Regions from separate parts of the Homo sapiens genome. Here region 1 is linked to region 2. Evidence: chromatin loops called from intact Hi-C (ENCODE). Cell type or tissue: thyroid gland. All regions are shown on one strand. Links, peaks and the distances in the headings refer to the core of each region. The heading gives the core; the rest is flanking DNA.

What was found. Hi-C counts contacts between places; a loop is a spot of excess contacts. Peaks named below come from ENCODE experiments on the same cell type or tissue, not always from the same donor. Only the 100,000 strongest peaks of a DNase experiment are listed, where the experiment ranks them.
Region 1: a loop joins it to region 2, with 3 times the contacts of the local background. A loop is called at or near these places in 1 of 110 quality-filtered maps.

Annotation. Positions count from the first base shown.
Region 1 is chr7:65,782,723-65,788,099 of GRCh38, reverse strand. It overlaps the pseudogene GTF2IP5. Among named protein-coding and RNA genes, the nearest start is that of LINC03006, 15 kb to the right of the region's middle. In thyroid gland, for the core only: no CTCF peak of the experiment used is centred there; no DNase peak of the experiment used is centred there.
Region 2 is chr7:65,830,024-65,835,400 of GRCh38, reverse strand. It overlaps LOC124901659 (a long non-coding RNA gene), which reads right to left. Exons shown (of 4, transcript XR_007060364.1): 4 at 388-510. Among named protein-coding and RNA genes, the nearest start is that of LINC03129, 7.0 kb to the left of the region's middle. In thyroid gland, for the core only: no CTCF peak of the experiment used is centred there; a DNase peak (open chromatin) is centred at 2,914.

The DNA.
Region 1 (5,377 bases), core at 142-5,141, 47 kb after region 2:
CAGTGCTCCCCAAGGCTTCAGCTGAACAAAACCAAAGCAATTCAGGAGACTATGCTTGTGTTGAAATCAGATTTTAGTACAATCCAAAGCAAGGTGCAGGTCAATTTTTTTAAATTGGAAAAACTCTAGAAACATATTTACTAACTATTGAAGCAGGCTTAAAGCAAAGGCAAGTATAAATGACCCATTATTAGACAGATCAATGAGACAGAAAATTAACAAGGATATTAAGGACTTGAAGTCAGTTCTGGACCAAGCAGACTTAAGACATCTACAGAATTTTCCACCCCAAATCCACAGAATATACGTTCTTCTCAGCACCACATCACACTTATTCTAAAACTGACCACATAATTAGAAGTAAAACACTCCTCAGCAAATGCAAAAGAATGGAAATAATAACAAACAGGCTCTCACTGCATAGTGCAATTAAATTAGATCTCAAAATTAAGAAACTCACTCAAAACCGCACTACATGGAAACTGAACAACCTGCTCCTGAATGAGAACTGGGTAAATAACGAAATTAAGGCAGAAATAAAGATGTCCTTTGAAACCAGTAAGAACAAAGACACAACATATCAGAATCTCTGGGACACGTTTAAAGCAGTGTTTAGAGGGAAATTTATAGCACTAAATGACTAATGCACTAAATGCCCATAAGAGAAAGCAGGAATAATCTAAAATATAATATTTATGCAGCTAACAAACATGAAAAAATGCTCATCACTGGTCATTAGAGAAATGCAAATCAAAAACAATGAGATACCATCTCATGTCAGTTAAAATGGCAAACAATAAAAAGTCAGGAAACAACAGATGCTGGAGAGGATGTGGAGAAATAGGAACGCTTTTATACTTTTGGTGGGAGTGTAAATTAGTTCAATCATTGTGGAAGACAGTGTAATGATTCCTCAAGGACCTAGAACCAGAAATAACATTTGACCCAGCAATCCCATTACTGGGTATATACCCAAAGGATTATAAATCATTCTACCATAAAGACACATGCACATGTATGTTTATTGCGGCACTATTCACAATAGCAAAAACTTGGAACCAACCTAAATGCCCATCAATGATAGACTGGATAAAGAAAATGTGGTACATATACACTATGAAATACTATGCAGACATGAAAAAGGATGAGTTCATGTCCTTTGCAGGAACATGGATGAAGCTGGAAACCATCATTCTCAGCAAACTAACACAAGAACAGAAAACCAACAACTGCATGTTCTCACTCATAAGTGGGAGTTGAACAATGAGAACACATGGACATGGAGGGGAACATCACACACCAGGGCCTCTCGGGGAGTGCAGGGTTAGGGGAGGGACAGCATTAGGAGAAATACCTAATGTAGATGACAGGCTGATGGGTGCAGCAAACCACGATGGTACGTGTAACAAACCTGTACGTTCTGCACATGTACCCCAGAACTTAAAGTATAATAAAAAATAATAATAACCAAATCCTGCCCCCAATCCAAGGCCACAAATAATTTAATTAAAGCCTATAAAATAGGACACACAGAAAAGTCACTCTGTTTCCTTGACTCCACAACTTGTATGTGTGGCTTATAATGCATTTACTTTATTATCAGTCTCGATAAACTCTGGGGGAGAAAGCCGGGGGTAACACACCTAATCCTTTCATGAAATGTCTAACATGCCATTGAGTGTGTGGGATCTTTTCTCAAGCCCCCATGCCTGAGTGCCATTTGCTGATGGCCCTTCCCCATGATTGAGGAAGCTGGGTCACTAGTTGAACACTAAGTACAAGACAGCATGAGAGTCATGCTTGCAGCTGCAGTTAGCTGGAGGGCTGGTATAAGGCACTGCTCCATGATTGTATATACTGAGTTCTGCCATCTTAGTGATATCTGTATATGTTTTCTATCTTTGAAGATACTTGCATTTTTACATATCAGAATCTCAAGGCTGAGAAATAAAAATTTTAAAAATTAAAAAAAAATAATAAAAATAAATGACCCATTATTACCAACCAGATTTTGGCAGATTTAAGTGTCCTGATCCTAAGACAATCTTAATAACTCTAAGATCTTAAAATATTAAACTTTGTTTTTCAATATTCTTAGGAAGAAGAGAAAAAAATTATAGACGATAAAGAACACAACCTGAATACTATTTGTTTTTTTTTGTTTGTTTTTTTTTTTGTTGTTTTGTTTTGTTTTTTTCCAAGATGGAGTCTCGCTCTGTCACCCAGGCTGGAGTGCAGTGGCATGATCTCGGTTCATTGCAAGCTCCGCCTCCTGGGTTCAAGTGATTCTCCTGCCTCAGCCTCCTGAGTAGCTAAGATTACAGGTGCCCGCCACCACGCCTGGCTAATTTTTGTACTTTTCAGTAGAGATGGGGTTTTACCATGTTGGCCAGGCTGGTCTCAAACTCCTGACCTCAAGCGATCTGCTCACCTTGACCTCCCAAAGTGCTGGGATTACAGGTGTGAGCCACCGCAGCTGGCCTGCAAATACTATTTGGAAGCAGCCTTTTGCCACTATCTGCTTGTGAAATTAATAACCCTCCTCCACTGGCTGCTGCAAACAGGCATATTTCAGGCTGAATTTTCATCCACACTGCAACCACAAGATCAATGTTCTTTACCCCTTCAACCTCATGAGCATGCTGTTTTAAAAGAAATAACTTTCCACAAAGAATTCATGAAATGGGAAATAAAAATAGTAAGCAGAGGCCAGTTTTGATTAAAAGAGGCATAACAACCAAAGTTAGCACATGAAGACTGTTTGGACCCAGATTTAAAGCAAAATTTTTCAGATAATGAGGAAATGAGATACTGTTCAGGTAAGAGTAAGGAAACTTGGCCAGGCATGGTGGCTCACACCTGTAATCGCAGCACTTGGGGAGGACGAGGTGGGCAGATTACCTGAGGTCAGGAGTTCGAGATCAGCCTGGCCAACATGGTGAAACCCTGTCTCTACTAAAAATACAAAAATTAGCTGGGCATGGTGGCGTGCGCCTGTAATCCCAGCTACCCAGGAGGCTGAGGCAGGAGAATTGTTGGAGCCCAGGGGGCAGAGGCTGCTGTGAGCTGAGATTGCACTCCAGCCTAGGGTGACACAGCAAGACTTTGTCTCCAAAAAAAAAAAAGAGTGAGGAAACTCAACTAAGGGTTACAGATGAGCTGACACCAAAAAATCATTGTAATTTTGTCAGATGTGATGAGATAGTAGCTGTGTAAGAAAATGTTAATGCTGTTCGGGGATGCACACTGAACAGATAAAATGATGGTGATGACTGATTTGCTTTACAATATTCCTGCAAAGGGAGGTAAAGGAATAGAAGAACAAAATGTGGGACAATCTTAATGATCACAGAAATTGAGGAATGGGTATTTTAGCGTTCACTGTACTATTTTCTCTACTTTTGAATAGGTATAAAAACTGTAATTTAAAAATGTAAAACAAGGGCCAGGAGCGATGGCTCATGCCTGTAATCCCAACACTTTGGGAGGCTGAGGCAGGTGGATCACTTGGGTCAGGAGTTCAAGACCAGCCTGGCCAACATGGTGAAAGCCTGTCTCTACCAAAAAAAAAAATCAGCCGGGTGTTGTGGCAGGCACCTGTAGTCCCAGCTACTCAGAAGGCTGAGGCAAGAGAATTGCTTGAACCTGGGAGGCAGAGGCTGCAGTGAGCCAAGATCGTGACACTGCACTCCAGCCTGGGCGACAGAATGAGAATCCACCAAAAAAAAAAGTAAAAATGAATTGACTAATCCCTGCTCTGAAGCCACATCCAAACAAAACTCTAAAAAGAAAGATTCAAGCAATTTATATCGTGCTATTTATATATAGATCTCCCTTGTACCTCTGTATGTAACATTTAAATATTTTGCAGCCTGATGGTTGGGAGTGGCTCAAAGCTGGGCATGGTGGCATGTGCCTGTAGCCCCAGCTATTTAGGAGACTGAGGCAGGAGGATAACTTGAGCCCAGGAGTTCTAGTCCATCCCAGACAACATAAGACCCTGTTTCTTTGTTTCTTTTCTTTTTCTTTGTTTTTTTTTTTTTTTGAGATGGAGTTTCATTCTTGTTGTCCAGGCTGGAGTGCAATGGTGCAATCTTGGCTCACTGCAACCTCTGCCTCCTGGGTTCAAGTGATTCTCCTGCCTCAGCCTCCCAAGTAGCTGGGATTACAGGTGCATGCCACCACGCCCCGCTAACTGAGTATTTTTAGTAGAGATGGGATTTCTCCATGTTGGTCAGGCTGGTCTTGAACCCCCCACTTCAGGTGATCCACCTGCCTCAGCCTCCCAAAATGCTGGGATTACAGGTGTGAGCCACCGCACCCAGTGGACCCTGTTTCTTTAAAAAGAAAAGTCGGGGAGCTCTCAGGGAGCTCACTGATGAATTATTTTGGTGATATCAACAATTGCTATCAAAACACAACTATAAAATCCAAAATTATAGGCTGGGCATGGTGGCTCACACCTGTAATCCCAGCACTTTGGGAGGCTGAGGCAGGCGGATCACGAGGTCAGGAGATCGAGACCATCTTGGCTAACACGGTGAAACCCTGTCTCTACTAAAAATACAAAAAAAAATTAGCTGGGCATGTGGTGGGCACCTGTAGTCCCAGCTACTTGGGAGGCTGAGGCAGGAGAATGGCGTGAACCCGGGAGGCGGAACTTGCAGTGAGCCGAGATCGCACCACTGCACTCCAGCCTGGGTGACAGAGCGAGACTCCGTCTCAAAAAAAACAAAACAAAAAAACAAAAAAACAAAAAAACCCAAAATCCAAAATTATATCTATTGCCAGATCTTTCTCCTTACTTCCAGACTTATTTATCCAACTGTCTCCTTCACCTCCACACCTCAACTTAAATGTCAACTTGAAATTAATTAATTAATAAATAATTTAATTATTTATTAATAATTAATGTCTTTGTTCTTAGATCGGCTTTCCTCTAACATCTCAAGATTTGTCTCAAATTCTTACTTCATGATATTAGCACCAAATCTGAAGGGCTCTAGTACAGGAACTCTCTGAGATCAGAAACACATGTATTTTTGAGAAACCACACAAAATGAAATAATTATCATAGCTGTAAAAAGAAATATGCCCATAAACAAATCATAGTAAAGGATTAGAGGCTTTCAGTCACACTAGAGAGTGATGTTAAATAAAATTATTCTGTTAATTCAACAAGGAAATATATAAGCCTAATTCTAACAAAGTTTTTATAAAATAAAAAAGAACCAATTGGAGTTGAGAGTAAAAAGTGAAGTTTAGAAAGAGGCGAGGCCAACTACAGAACGTGCTCATCACATATCATCAAGGCTGCCCCAATCACAACCCCTGCTTCCCCATTCCCCTTATTCTACTTAATTCTTTCCCAGACCTT
Region 2 (5,377 bases), core at 132-5,131:
TTACACAACTGATGTCAGCAACGTGGAAATATTGTATAGTGTGTGTTGAAGTTCCTGTACATTGTTTATTTGCTTTCTGTTTGAAAGAAATCTATCTACTAAGTTATTATTGCTATCAAAAGAATATGTGTGAATAAGTCATTTGAACTTATTCTTCTGTTTTTCTACTTTTATCTTCCTGCCATCATCTCATAGCCTTACTTTAGAATTTTTTTATTTTTTTAGAAAATTGAACAAGTGCTCCTTGTGGTGGCTCATACCTCTAGGATGGAAGGCAGGGGTAGAAGGGTCACTTGAGGCCAGGAGTTTGACACCAGCCTGGCCAACAAAGTGAGACCCCATGTCTACAAAATAATTTAAAAATTAGCCAGATGTCATCATGTATACCTACGGTCCCAGCTACTCAGGAAGCTGAGGCAGGAGGATCCTTAGCCCAGGAGTTCAAGGCTGCAGTGAGCTGTGATTGCACCACTGTACTCCAGCCTGGGTGACAGGGTGAGATCCCATCTACTAAAACAAAAAAGAAAGAAAGAAAATAGACCAAGTGCAAGTTGTATGTGGCTTATTCTGAATATTTCTAAACTAGAAGTTCTCAATCTTTCGGGGTCTAGCATCCCTTTACATTTTTTAACTTTATTGAAGATCTCTAAGACTTTTTCTTTATATAAATAATTATATTAAAATTAGAAAATAAGACAAAATTTTAAAAATATTCATTACATAATAATAAAACTATTACATGTTGATATAAGTAATACAAGACAAAATTTTTAAAATATTTGGCCAGGCGCAGTGGCTCATGCCTGTAATCCTAGCACTTTGGGAGGCCGAGGTGGGCGGGTCACAAGGTCAAGAGATCAAGACCATCCTGGCCAACATGGTGAAACCCCGCCTCTATTAAAAATACAAATATTAGGTGGGCGTGGTGGCACACGCCTGTAATCCAGCTACTCGGGAGGCTGAGGCAGGAGAATCGTTTCAACCCAGGAGGCGGAGGTTGCAGTGAGCTGAGATCGCACCACTGCATACCAGCCTGGTGACAGAGTGAGACTCTGTCTTGAAAAAAAAAAATTTTATTATTCATTAAATATTAATAATAAAACAATTACATGTTGATATAATACTTTTTTTTTTTGAGACGGAGTCTCGTTCTTTCATCCAGGCTGGAGTGAAGTGGCGTGATCGCGGCTCACCATAACCTCTGCCCCCCAGGTTCAAGTGATTCTCCTGCTTCAGCTTCCCGAGTAGCTGGGATTACAGACGCCTGCCACCATGCCTGGCTAATTTTTGTATTTTTTTAGTAGAGACAGAGTTTTGCCATGTTGGCCAGGCTAGTCTTGAACTCCTGACCTCAGGTGATCCACCCGCCTGGCTCTCCCAAAGTGCCGGGATTACAGGCATGAGCCACTGTGCCCACCCTGATTAATATATTTTTTAAAACACTGATTAGTCAGGCAACAACACTGGGCAAGGGTCTCCTCATTCCCAGTGACACAAACCCCACTGCACGGCTCTGGGGTTGCAAGGGCTGCAGAGACAAAAGTCTCTGACTTGAGATTTTATTATTTTATTTGTATTTCTATTTGTGTTGTGAGACAGGTCCTGCTCTGTCACCCAGATTGGAATGTGGCTATGCACTTGTAGCTCACTGCAGGGTCGACCTCCTGGGCTCAAGCCATTTTCCTGCCTCAGCTCCCCAGTAGCTGGTACTAGCGTTGAGTGCCACCATACCTGGCTATTTTTTAAATTTTTTGTAGAGTGAGGGGTCTTGCTACGTTGCCCAAGCTGGCCTCAAACTCCTGACACCTCAAGAGATCTGCCCACCTCAGCCTCCTGAGTAGCTGTGACTACAAGTACATATCACCATGCGTAGCTACATTTATTTTATTTTATTAAATATTGAAAAATATTTTTGGCCGGGTGTGGTGGCTCATGCCTGTAATCCCAGCACTTTGGGAGGCCGAGGTGGGCAGATCACCTGAGGTTGGGAATTCGAGACCAGCCTGACCAACATGGAGAAACCCCGTCTCTACTAAAAATACCAAATTAGCCAGGCGTGGTGGTGCATGCCCGTAATCCCAGCTACTCAGGAAGGCTGAGGTGGCAGGAGAATCACTTGAACCCAGGAGAATCGCTTGAACCCAGGAGGTGGAGGTTGCGGTGAGCCGAGATTGAGCCATTGCACTCCCGCCTGGGCAACAAGAGCAAAACTCCATCTCAAAAAGAAAAAAAAAGAAAAATATTTTTGTAGAGAGGAGGTCTTGCTATGTTGCCCAGGCTGGTCTTGAATTCCTGTCCTTAAAAGATACTCCCATTTCTGCTTTCCAAACAGCTGGGACTACAGGCATGAGCCACTGTACTGAGCCTGAAGAGATTTCTTTAATCTAGCATCCCATACTTGACAGGATTGAGAAAGGCAGTAGTCGTTTTTAAAATTACTTCATAATTCAGTAAGAATCTAACTCAACCTTGACCCCTGCCTTCTCTTACACCCCACATCCAGTCTGTCAGGAAATCCTGTTGACTGTCTTCAACACATACTGAAGATCCCCACCCACCGACTCCCTGGCCTCCTCTCCTACTTCTCTCCTCTGACCATCTCTCAACACCACCATGACCCTGGTCAAGACTACTATCATCTTCCGCCTGGATGTTGCCACAGCTTGGCCCCCATGCTTCTACCCAAATCTTCCCACAGTCTTTCTCAACTCAGCAGCCAGAGAATGCTTTTAAATCGGCAGACAGATCATGTCGCCTCTCTGCTCAGAACCCTCTTCAATTTCCTATCTGGCCCAGCAATAACCTCCCAGGGCTTACACAGTCTGTACTGATCCCTGCCCAGCAACTCCCTGGCCTCCTGCCCTAATTCTCTCCCTCTTTCCTTCTGCTCCACTGGCCTCCTTCCAGAGCCTCAGACACACCTCAGACAGTTTATTCAGTTGTTTCTGCCCACAATCCTCTTCCCTCAGCACCTTGGCCAGCTCCTTGCCCTCCTTCAAGTCTTGGCTTAATTTTCACTTAGGAGGCCACTCCTGATCATACTATTTAACATTGCCATCTGTCCCCATGCCCACCATGCTAATTTCTTCCCTCCTTCTTTCTTTTCTTCCCTCCCCTCCCCTCCCCTGTCCTCCCTCCCTCCCCCCACCTCCCTTCATTTTTTTGACAAGATCTCACTCTTGTTACCAAGGTTGGAGTGCAGTGGCACAATCACAGCTCACTGCAACCTCAAATTCCCAGGCTCAAGCGATCCTCCCACCTCAGCCTCCCTAGTAGCAGGGACTACAGGTGCATACCATCATGCCTGGCTAATTTTTTTAGTATTTTATTTTATTTTATTTTGAGATGGAGTTGCACTCTTCTTGCCCAGGCTGAAGTGCAATAGTGTGATCCTGGCTCACTGCAACTTCTACCTCCAAGATTCAAGTAATTCTCCTGCCTCAACCTCCCAAGTAGCTGGGATCACAGGCATGTGCCACCATGCCCGGCTAGTTTTTGTATTTTTAGTAGAAATGGGGTTTTGCAATGTTGGCCAGGCTGGTCTTGAACGCCTGACCTCAGGTGATCCACCCACCTCGGCCTTCCAAAGTGCTGGGATTACAGGCATAAGCCACCGCGCCTGGCCAATTTTTTTTTTTTTTTTTTTTTTAGTAGACACAAGGTCTCACTGTGTTGCATAGGCTGGTCTTGAATTCCTGGCCTCAAGTGATCCTCCTGCCTAAAATTCCTACGGATTGCTGGCATAAGCCACCATGCCTGGCTTCATGTTCCTTTCTTCTTGCTGCTGCAACATAGTTTGCAATTTCCTAAATTTAGTGGCTTAAAACACTACAAATCTACCATCTTACAGTTCTGGGGGCCAGAAGCCCAAACTAGATTTATTAAGGCTAAAGTCAAGGTGTCAGCAGGGCTGCATTCCTTTTGAAGGCTCTAAAGTGTTTCCTTGGCTTTTCCAGCTTCTAGAAGCCACCCCCATTCCTTGGATCATGGCCCCTGACTCCATCTTCAAAGCCAGAAGTGAAGCATCTTCAAATCTCCCTCTCTGACCTCTGCTTCCATCACCACATCTCCTGCTCCAATTCTGACTCTCCTACCCTCTTTCTTTTATAAAGACTCTTGTGATTGCTGGGCATGGTGGCTGCCACACATAATCGCAACAATTTGGGAGACCAAGGCAGAAGGAACATCTGAGACCCAAAGTTTGAAACTAGCCTGAACAACATAGAGAGACCCCACCTCTAGAAAAAAATGAAAATAAATGTGAGCTGGATGTGGTGTGTGCCTGTAGTCCCAGCTACTTGAGAGGCTGAGGTAAGACGATCACTTTAGCCCAGGAGTTTGAGATCAGCCTGGGCGACATAACTAAATTTCATCTCTACAAAGATGAGCTGGGCATGGGTGACATGCACGTGTAGTCCCAGCTACTTGGGAGGCTGAGGTAGGAGGATTGCTTGAGCTCAGGAGGTCAAAGCTATAGTGAGCTATGATCACATCGCTGCACTCCAGCCTGGATGACACAGGGAGATTCCGCCTCAAAAAAAGAAAACAAAAGAAATATATATCTGGTCTCTGTCCCTGGTTCCTGGTAGAGGGCTTCTAAAGCCCTTATAAAGACCTCAGTGTTAGAGGTGATAGGAGCATCTTTTGTTTTAATATTTGGTCTTGGTCCCAGGTTTCTGACACAAGAGCCTTTAAGAACTTTGGGATCTCCAGCATGACAAGAATGCATTTGGTGATGTTGTTGAGATGACTGGGTGACTGCAAGCTCCTAGATTTTTTCAGGAGGAGGACTGATTGCCGGAAAAAGCAACCACATGATTAGAGGCTTGGAACTTTCAGCCTCATGCACTGAACTCCAGGAGGAAGAGGGGCTGGAGATTGACTTAATCACCAACTGCCAAAGATTTTATCAATCGTGCTTGCATGATAAAGCCTCCATAAACACCCTGAACAACAGGGTTTGCAGAGCTTCTGGGGTTGTTGAACGCAGGAGATTCTGGGAGGGTAGCATGTTCAACAGAGGGCATGGGAGCTCTGTGCTCCCAAAGTTACCCTGCCCTGGGCATCTTTCTTTTCTTTTTTTTGAGACAGGGTCTGGCTCTTTTGTCCAGGCTAGAGTACAGTGGCACAATCTCAGCTTACTACAACCTAAGCCTCCCCAGTCCCCAGCTCAAGGCATCCTCTCACCTCAGCTTCCCTAGTAGCTAGAACTATAGGTACACAACACCACACCCGGCTTTTTTTTTTTTTTTGTAGAGACAGGTTTTCACCATGTTGCCCAGGCTGGTCTCAAACTCCTGAATTTAAGCAATCCTCCCACCTCAGCCTCCCAAAGTGCTGGGATTACAGGCGTGAGTCACAACATCCAGCATGTACA